2 separate regions of the Homo sapiens genome follow, and region 2 is linked to region 1. A link is a contact called in ENCODE Hi-C data. All regions are on one chromosome and are shown on one strand. Each heading gives the region's core, a stretch centred on a gene start or an enhancer-like site at or near the end of the contact. The rest is flanking DNA. Distances are from core to core; before and after follow the strand shown.

Region 1 (5,143 bases), core at 1,230-3,729:
CAAGTGTCAGACACAGGATCAGCCTCCTGAGAATTGGCCAGCACGTGCTCTGGCTAGCAAACACTCAGCCCCAGCACACAGTTTCCAGGCAAGAAACTGGGACCTGTAGTTGCGAAATATTCTGATTTTTTTCCCCTGGAAAGACAGAAATCTGGATTTCTATGCAAAATCTATTTTGAAATGTTTGTGAAAAACATTAGAAATAATCTACAGGCCAAACAAAACATGAGCACACACTGGATTCAACGTGTCGAACACTGTTTAGGATTTCTGCTATTGGAAATGCAGGGGGAGCGGAGGGTAGAAAGATAGAGCAGTTGAAGTTACTTGAACACCACACTAAAAAGTTTGGAGTTTTTTCTTACAAAAAATACAGGACCCACGAAAAAAATGCCAGCCAATATCTCTTCCACTTAGAGCCCTCAAAGGGAGGAATTAATGGGAAATCACTTTGTTTACTCTAGTTTTTATCATCCCAGGTTTTCCTTATTTATCTCTCTTAATGGTTTTGCCTAAGAAATACATTTTACTTATCACTATGATAATGATCTTCTCTTTCGAACTTGTAAAGGCATGAAAACTGCAGACCAGTGCCTACTTCTTAGTCAATTTAAATATTTTGGTTTTAACATTAACATCATGCCTTAGTAGCTTCATCCGTAAATGAAAAGGCTTAAACTAGGTAATATTTAAGTTTCCTTCAAGTTCTAACATTTGACATGACCATCTAGACCATCTAGAAGAAATTAAGTTCTTAACTGATGTGTACTAAAAATATAATAATATTTAAAAACCTAGTACTTTCACAGTCTTTAAAAAGCTTTGTTTTAATTTCATTAGCTCTTTTTCCATTACCCCATGAAGCTCCTATTATTATTCCCATTTTACAGAGAAGAAGGCCAAGGCTCAGGCAGGTTAAGTGACTCACAACCACACGAGTGTCAGTGGCAGAGCTGGAGTTCCCCCTCATTCCCCAGATTCCTACTCTCCATTCTATATTCTATACTCAGCATGTCTCTGGGTACCAGACCCTCAAAGAGAAGTAAGGCTGATATATGTTAAGCCCCCAAACATTGTTATAGGTGACAGTCTGTTTTCTGAGGAGCATTTTATGTGTCTTTAGAAAGAGCCTGAGATCCTTTCTGGACGAAGGTTTGTTTGGAAGTAGTGTGAATGGGGAGGGGGTTCATGGGAGAGACCGGGTCTGTCCTTACCTTATTCAGTAGGCAATCTTCTAAGTCTCCCACAGTAAGGTATTTCATGGCTTCTTGGTCAGTCCTCAGTAGAACAGCAACTTCCTGGTTTTTTTTTTTTTCTCAATGGAGTGCAACACTTGTGAGTAGATAGCACTCCCAGTAATGTGAGTCTCTGGGTACTAAGTTTTTCTGGAAGTGTGTAATGGACCAGAGACTTGCCTTCCGAACCCTTCACTCATGTTTTTATTTCCAAATTGTGAAAATCCATCTGTCATCTTTTGGGAAATTAAAAAAAAAAGAATTTAAAAAGAAGAGTTGATAAAATTGAATTTGAGTCCAACCTAATCATACCTTAGTTAGCTACATTGACTGGTGCTTTCACCAGAGAGCAATTTTCCAAATTGTATTTCCCACCCAAGTACTTAAAAGTTCCATCCAAGTCAGAAATACCCTGTAGTTGGCTTCTCCCCACCTTTTATGCTCCTGTCCCAACACTAGATGCACCGTGGAACTCAGTATCTTATATCTCCTGGTCCTTATCCTGTTGACAGTAAACACCCCTTGCTCTCCAAGCCAGAAAATCCCACGGATTGATTTACCTTCTTTACAATAAACAAATAGGAAACTGCCCAACAACCAGCCTGACACCCATCATTATGCCCGCAAACAAGTGATCAGGTCTTGTCAGCCAGCGCAGAGCACAACGGTTGGCATTTAGAAAAGCATGCACACACGTACACACAGGCACACACATATACACAGGCACACACGTACACACAGGCACACACATATACACAGGCACACACACGTACACAGAGTGCACACGGGCACACACCCACAGGAATGGCTGGTCAGGAATCCTTCTGCTCACCTGCTGACCTTTAAACGTAATTTCCCTCTTCCAACTTGAAAGCTGGCAGTAAAAATAAAGTCAGTGTAAACAGGTCCCTTTAGAGTCGAGGGAACACTCACGTCTGGTTTTGCCAGCAAAACTTATGTTGGAAAACAGCTCAGGCAGTAAATTCCCAGTTGGGCTGGCTGGGGCTAGTTTTACTACAGAAAAAAAAAAAAAATTTCACAATGGTCTGATCTCCTTGAAGCTGGTAAACATCACGGAGTCTGCTATCAGATAATCTAAAGAAATTACAGCCCTTCTGGGAGCACTACTTACTTTTAAACAATGTTCCAAAGGCAAGTGTTTCCAAGCCCACCTGTAAGTGCTGCCCACAAAGGCCACTGCACTATTTGGGGCCTCAGCGTTTGCATATCTTCCCATACTCTGCCCCAAGCAAAAGCCGCATCAGAGCTCCCTAGCTGCTCTGTGCCCCACCCACGTCATTACCTCCAGCTTTCAGTCCAACTTCTACAGAACTCCTGCCAATGCACAGCCTGATATAAATATTGTAAAGCTACATCCTCTCCAATGACCCTCTGATAGCACCCCTCAAAACAGCCTTGATTTTCCATTTGTTTCTATATGTAATTCTAAATCTCCTTCTTTTGATATCAAGTGCTCCCAAATTTTTCAGAATCTTATTCCCTGGGCTTTTCTTATCATAGTAGTGCCAAACTATTTGTTTTTCACAGACAGCAAGAGCCTCTTTCTCTGAACTTGCAATTTAGAATTCTCTCTCCACCTCATTTTCAACATTACGAAAGTCCCACTGTTTCTCTCATGTGCTCATTTTTGTTGTTACTTCTGCTTTCACTGTAATCATTAACTTGTGAGTCCCTTTCCTCCGGTGGGGTCTTTCCTAATGTTCGAGGGTTACCCCAGACACCTGTCATCAGATGCACAAACTTTCATTATTTTTGCACCTGTGGCTGCCCTATCTTGATTGCTCCAGTACCGCAGCTGATCAAAATGTTATAACTGGAATATTCTCTTGCCCTACGATCCAGCGACAATTGCCGGCTGTGAGCAGGGAAAGCAACCAACAGGGCCAACTGAGCAATCAGGAAACGAAGAAATAATCATGTGCTCAGGGAAGCTACACAGTCCGATTTTACCAGGATGTCATATCCAGGGAATAGGTGTGTTGTGGGGGCACAACCCAATTCCCTACTCCATGATTTAGCTCCTTATGGGCAAATGCTCTGAAATACAGGGCAGTCCCACAAATAGACTCTCTGACAGCTCCTGTCTGACAGTTTGATGAAGACAAGCTTTTTTTAGATGTAGATATCTGGGTAATTGGATATAGGATTCGCAAAAGGATTGAATTACAGTAAGCCTAAGGCACTTGTATGCTAGGCCACTGAGGAAATTCAAAGTTAGCTCAGGTTCTCTTCCTTCCTCAGAAAATAAATATTCTCCTTTCTCATGACTCACACCAAATGCAAGTACGGAAATGTAAACCTGCTTTGGCTCAGTTTCCATTGTGAAGACTAAGAACTTATTACAAGTCAGGTTAACAAGGCATGCAAAACCCTACGCTGCCAATCTGAGAAGTCCCGGGGAGATAATGCTAGCCCTGGTTTACCAGCAGAAGTGTTTGTTACTGATTTACTTAGTGTCTGAGATTTTAATTCCAAGAAGGAGGAAGGTTAGCTTGATCAAAATCAACCTTAAATATACAAATTTGTTAAAGTTTGCAGGATTACAAACTCTGACTTTTTTTTTTTTTTTGAGACGGAGTCTCGCTCTGTCGCCCAGGCTGGAGTGCAGTGGCGCAATCTCGGCTCACTGCAAGCTCCGCCTCCCAGGTTCATGCCATTCTCCTGCCTCAGCCTCGCCAGTAGCTAGGACTACAGGCGCCCGCCACCACGCCTTGCCAATTTTTTTGTATTTTCAGTAGAGACGGGATTTCACCATATTAGCCAGGAACAAACTCTGACTTTTTAAAAGATTTCCTGTAATCCCAAGATGACTCAGACTGAATCTGACAATGCAGAATACCAGGCAGAGATAATCGTCTGTGATGTGCTGAAGTCCACAGTAGTGAACAACCCGAGGCAGGGGCCAGTCTGTTCTGTATCTCCAGAGAAGCCTCAGTACCTAACGCACAACTGGCCCTCAATAAACATTACTGAATGCTTATTTGTTTGCATTAAACATTATGCAAAATGACATTATTTATTAGAATGTCACATTATAAAGTGACATTCTAGTAAATAAAATATATTTTAAGATGTGTAAAATCACCTTACAAATTATAAATTTAATTATATACATGCATCTGTGACTGCTTAAATTGCTATCTTCTTTTATAGAAAGGCCTGATATAAAAAAAAATTTAGCATAGTACTTGGCACATGATAAGACCTCAATAAATATTTGTGTTTATACTCCATTTCACTCCCTGAGGAAAAAGATCTATTTTTTAAGGCTTGTTTGGTTTTTTGTTTTTAAATTTTTATTTCAATAGCTTTTTACGTACAAGTGGTTTCTGGTTATGTGGATGAATTGTATAGTACTAAAGTCTGAGATTTTGGTGCATTCATCACCCACATAGTGTACATTGTACCCAATATGTAGTTTTTTATTCCTTAGTCCCCTCCCACGTCCCCCTTCTGAGTCTCCAAAGTCCATTATACCACTTTGTATGCCTTTGCATACCCATAGCTTAGCTCCCAGCTATAAGTGAGAAGATAAGGTATTTGGTTTTTCCATTCCTGAGTAACTTCACTTAAAATAGTGGCCTCCAGCTCCATCTAAATTGCTGCAAAAGACATAATTTTATTATTTTTATGGCTGAGTAGTATTCCATGGTGTATATGTACCACATTTTCTTCATCCACTCATTGATCGATGGACAATTAGGTTGGTTCCATATGAAAGATCCTTCTTTTAATGTATGTGAGTAATTCTCCTGGTCTTACCTGGTGGGTAGGATTGTTCACTGGGTTGGTCTTCACAGTTCCATCAAAAAGCTGGTCTTCTTTCCTTTCACACCTGACATGGTAACTGAGATAGTTTGAATTTGATCTTTGGTCTGGGTTCAGAG
Region 2 (5,101 bases), core at 714-3,213, 1.6 Mb before region 1:
GGCATGGTGGCACACGCCTGTACCTGTAGTCCCAGCTACTCAGAAGGCTGAAGTGGGAGGACTTGCTTGAGCCAGGGAGGTTGAGTTTGCAGTGAGCTATGTTTGTGCCACTGCACTCCAGCCTGGGCGACAGAGTGAGACCTTGTCTCAAAAAATAAAAATATTCAGTTTTAGGTGTTATGTACAAACTTCTTGCTGTGAAATATGGGGATTTAGTTCTCAATGGATGACAGACTAACTAGTACTAGACTTGCCCTTCTGTCAAAAACAATCATAAAATCAAACAAGATACATGAGATGATGTTTTCAAGCACTGAATGGCAGGTAGTGCAGGGCCCCGTGATTTTTGAGAGAAGAGAAACATACAAGGTAAGTCACATGATCAGCCTGGCTTTCTGTCTAGGGAGGTTTTCTTTCCTTGAGCTCTTGAGGTAGAGCTCAAGCTGAACTGAGGTGGCAGAAGTGAAGTTCTGGGCTGCTGAAGCAGCTGGGATGTGTGGGGCAGGGAAAGAAGGAAGAGGGAACTGCACATGGTGTACGTGTTTTAGGGGATGGGGGGAGAAATCTGGATAAGTATTCTTGATCCAGGGTTAAAGTATATATGTACTGGGTGAGACCATTGCTTAGCAAAGATCACCAGTCGCAGAGCTGAGAGCGGACAGTAATTCTAGAGATGATGCAATATTGGAGACTCTAGAGTTCCAGGCAGAGTGGAGAAACCTCACTGAGCACTTCAGGCTTTCAGTGGTGATACAAGAAAGACCACACTTTAAAAGCAGGGAACACATTCTAGGGTTAAGAGGCGTGCCCTAAGACTAAGTTCAAAACAGAAATAGACCTGCCCTAACAAAGAATAAAACCAAGCCTAACAGGACCAAAAAGATGTGCTAGTAGTTTAACTGTCTGCTAGAACAAAGCTCACCACCATTTAAAGGAAGACAAGAAAATCCAGGCTCCCTACAAAGTATCATCCACCAAAGTCTAGCACACGATAAAAAATTACTGAACAGGCCGGGCGCGGTGGCCCACACCTGTCATCTCAGTACTTTGGGAGCCGAGGTGGGCAGATCACAAGGTCAAGAGATCGAGACCATCCTGGCCAACATGGTGAAACCCTGTGTCTACTAAAAATACAAAAATTAGCTGGGCATGGTAGTGCGTGCCTGTAGTCCCAGCTACTCGGGAGGCTGAGGTAGGAGAATCAATTGAACCTGGGAGGTGGAGGTTGCAGTGAGCCAAGATCGTGCCACTGAACTCCAGCCTAGTGACACTGCAAGACTCTGTCTCAAAAAAAAAAAAAAAAAATTACTAGACATGTGAAGAAATAGAAAAATGCCACCCATAGTTAAGATGAAAAGTGGTAAATCGTTTCCAATTAAGATTTTTTTTTAAGGGAAAAAGGCATTAGTTGTATCTTTTAGAAGGAACACTCGGGTATTGAAAGGCCCAAGGACCACTCCAGAAAGACTGACCTAGGAAGAGACATTGAGTTGTTAGAAGAATCTCCTCACAGCTCTATAGGAAGGTGATGAGGATATAGACTAAAGTTCTGCAGATCTGTAAGTTTTGTGGTTATATTAAAATCACAAAATATCATCCTCTATTTGTGTGTGAAAAAAAAATCACAAAATGTCAGGACAAAAAAAAAAATCCCTTAGGTAGCATTCTATCTACCTTCTCTTATTACATCTGAGAGAACTGGGACTCAGAAAGGGTGATTTTTCCTAAGATCCCACAGACATTTAAGGTGCACTGGGATTAGAATCAAAGCCTCATAACTTTCCGTACTCACATGGCCTTCCTGTGACTACCTTGTACTAAAAAATAGTCTCCAAGATGACTAATTATCTGCATGCTTTCAGGGGGAGGTCCCCAACCATAGCTTCTGAGAAAAACATCAAGGTGTCACTTCTTCTTTCTTCAACCACGTAGAATGGGAGGTTTCCTGTAAGCCACCAGATAGTGACAAAACAGTGCAAAAGTCGTCACAAACCAGACGCTTGATGACTACTCACATAAATAGTTGATATTTAAGGCTTCTGACACTGGATTTCTAGAAATGTGTGTGCTTTAAATTCATATTTAAATTTGTTTAGTTGTCGCCCAGAAGCAACATGATGAGGTCATGACTGCGGCTTTGATCCACGGTAGTGCCCAGATAATATAATCAGAGGAAAAAGAAAATACATTCCATGTTGTATTAGTCCTTTCTTGCATTGCTATAAAGGAATAGCCAAGACTGGGTAATTTATAAACAAAAGAGGTTTAATCGGCTCATGGTTCTGCAGGCTGTACAAGAATGGCACCAACATCTGCTAAGCTTCTGGTGAGAACCTCAGGAAGCTTATAATCATAGCAGAAAGTAAAGCAGGAGCAGGCATTTTGCATGGTAAGAAAGGGGACAAGAGAACAAGAGTGGGGAGGTCCCAGACTTTTAAATAACCAGATCTCTTGTGTACTAACTGGGGGAGAAATCACTTATTACCAAGGGGAAGGTGCTAAACCATTCATGAGGGATCCACCCATGATCCAGTCACCTCCCACTAGGCCCCACCTCCAACACTGGGAATAACATTTCAACATGAGACTCAGAGGGAACAAATATTCAAACCATATCATTCCACCTCCAGCCCCCCGCAAATCTCACATCCTTCTCACATTTCAAAACACAATCGTGCCTTTGCAATAGTCGCCCAAAGTTTTAACTTGTTCCAGTATTAACTCACAAGTCTCAAGTCCGAAGTCCAAAGTCTTACCTATGATGATGAGTTCCTTCCACCTACAAGCTGTGAGATCAAAAACAAATGATTTATACTCTCAATATACAGGAGTGGTACAGGTATTAGGTAAACGTTCTCATTCCCAAAGGAAGAGATTGGCCAAAAGAAAGGGGTAATAGGCTCCATGCAAGTCTGAAACCCAGCAGGGAAGGCATTAAATCTTTAAGCTCCAACACAATCCTTGATTCCATATCCTGCATCCTGGTGTGAGAGGTGGGCTCCCAAGGTGTACCCTGCCACTGTGTTTTGCAAGGTACAACCCATGGTGGCTGCTGTCACAGGTTGGAGTTGAGTACTTGCAGCTCTTCCAGGAAGAAGTTACAAGCTGCTGGTGAATCTACCATTCTTGTATCTGGAGGGCAGTGGGCCCCTTCCCACATCTCCATTAGGCAGTGCCCTGGTGGGGAGTCTTTGTGGGAGCTCTAACCCCACATTACTCCTCCACATTGCCCTAGTAGAGTTACTCTGTGGGGCCTCGGCCCGTGTGGTAGGCTTCTGCCTCAACATCTAGGCTTTCTCATACATCATCTGAAATCTAGGGGGAAGCTGCCAAGCCTCCTTCACTCTTGCATTCCAGGCGCCTGCAGATTTAACACCATGTGAAAGCCACCAAGGCTAGCAGTGGCTTGCACGCTTCAAAGTGGCCACCCAAGGAGTGTCTGGGGCACTTTGAGCCAAAGCTGGGGCCAGAGCAGCCAGGATGCAGGAAGCAGGGTCCTGAGGCTGCACAGGGCAATGGGGCCCTGGGTCTGGCCCAGAAACCATTCTTCCCCTCCTAGGCCTCTGAGCCTATGATGGGAGGGCTGCCTCAGAGATTTCTGAAATGCCTTCAGGGCATTTTCCCAATGTCTTGGAAATTAGCACTTTGCTTCCTTTTGGTCATGCTAATATTTCTAGCAAGTGGTTGTTCCACAGCCTGCTTGGATTCCTCTCCTGAAAAGGCTTTTTATTTCTCTGCCACATAGCTAAGCTGCAAATTTTCCAAACTTTTATGCTCTGGTTCCTTTTTAAATATAGGTTCCAACTTTAAGCATTTTGTTGCTCCCGCATCTGATCACAGGTTGTTAGAAGCAGCCAGGCTACTCTCAAATGCTTTGCTGCTTAGAAATTTCTTCTGCAAGACACCCTATATCATATCATCACTCTTAATACCAAATTTCCACAGATCCCTTGGGCATGAATACAATGCAGCCAAGTTCTTTGTCAGGGCATAACATGGGTGACCTTTAATTCAGTTCCCAACAATTCCTCATTTCCATCGGAGACATTCTCAGCCTGGCTTTCACTGTCCATTTTTCTATCAGCATTTTGGTCACCACAACTTAACAAGTCTCTAAAAAGTTCTACACTTTCCTTCATTTTCCCATCTTCTTCTGGGCCTTCCAAACTCTTCCAACCTCTGCCTGTTACCCAGTTCCAAAGTTGCTTCTGCATTTTCCAGTCTCTTAATAACAGCTCTACTCCTCTGTACCAATTTTCTGTATTAGGTTGTTCTTGCATTGCTATAAAGAAATACCTGAGACTGGGTAATTTATAAACAAAAGCTCATTGTTCTGCAGGCTGTAGAAGCATGTCACCAACACCTGCTTAGCTTCTGGTGAGGCCTCAAGAAGCTTACAATCATGGCAGAAGGTGAATCAGGAGCAGGCACATCACATGGCAAGAGCAGGAGCAAGAGAGTGAAGGGGAAGGTCCCAGATTTTTAAACAACTAGATCTGATGTGAATTAGCTAAGTGAGAAGTTACTCATCACCAAAGGGATGGTGTTAAACCATTCATGAGGGATCCACCCCCATGATCCAATCACCTCCCACCTGGGCCCACCTCACACTGGGAATCACATTTCAGCGTGAGATTTGGAGAGGACAAATGTCCAGACCATGCCACATGTTCTCAGTTTGTAATTGCAGAAAAAGTTGTTGGCAACATGCAGCAGCAAGTAAGGAATCTCAGTGGATGAATCTTGTGCTCTTCTTGATCCCAGGAACAAATATAGGCACCAACAGTGGTTCTGCAGGTCATTTCCCTTTCCAAAGGCTGTCACCTGCACCTCCCAACCCATTCCCTGGCTGTTCTTGTCCAGTCTTTTCAGAAAGTATTTTCCAGGTACCTGACGTTGCTGATAGTGAAATGAGCTCCCTGCTGCAGAAGTAACTCCCTTCCTAATCCCTAGAACTGGTCAGGACTGGGCTGTACATTCAGAAGCTTCAATCTAATAGGGTTTTGCAACCCTGCTCCTGGCTGATACTTGGTGCTGATTCTATGTGTGGGGTACTAAGAGGATTGGAGAAGGCCAGGTGTGGGGGTGGTCATGACCTTTA

The links. Hi-C counts contacts between places; a loop is a spot of excess contacts on that map. Pooled maps may share reads with other maps.
Region 2: a loop to region 1 is called in a map with no recorded cell type, with 8 times the contacts of the local background. The contact joins the enhancer-like site here to the promoter of MAB21L3 in region 1. A Hi-C loop is called at or near these places in 3 of 37 single-sample maps with no recorded cell type and 5 of 50 pooled maps.

The regions. Positions count from the first base shown.
Region 1 is chr1:116,108,735-116,113,877 of GRCh38, reverse strand. MAB21L3 (mab-21 like 3) reads right to left here and starts at 2,479. Exons shown (of 8, transcript NM_152367.3): 1 at 2,368-2,479; 2 at 2,068-2,249; 3 at 1,215-1,471. The coding sequence starts at 1,262.
Region 2 is chr1:117,661,358-117,666,458 of GRCh38, reverse strand. No RefSeq gene overlaps it. Among named protein-coding and RNA genes, the nearest start is that of TENT5C, 58 kb to the right of the region's middle. RefSeq lists enhancers at 1,712-1,781, 1,972-2,211. Within about 2 kb of position 1,963, at least 6 of the 41 ENCODE cell types and tissues checked have a DNase peak (open chromatin) inside an H3K27ac peak, as active enhancers do.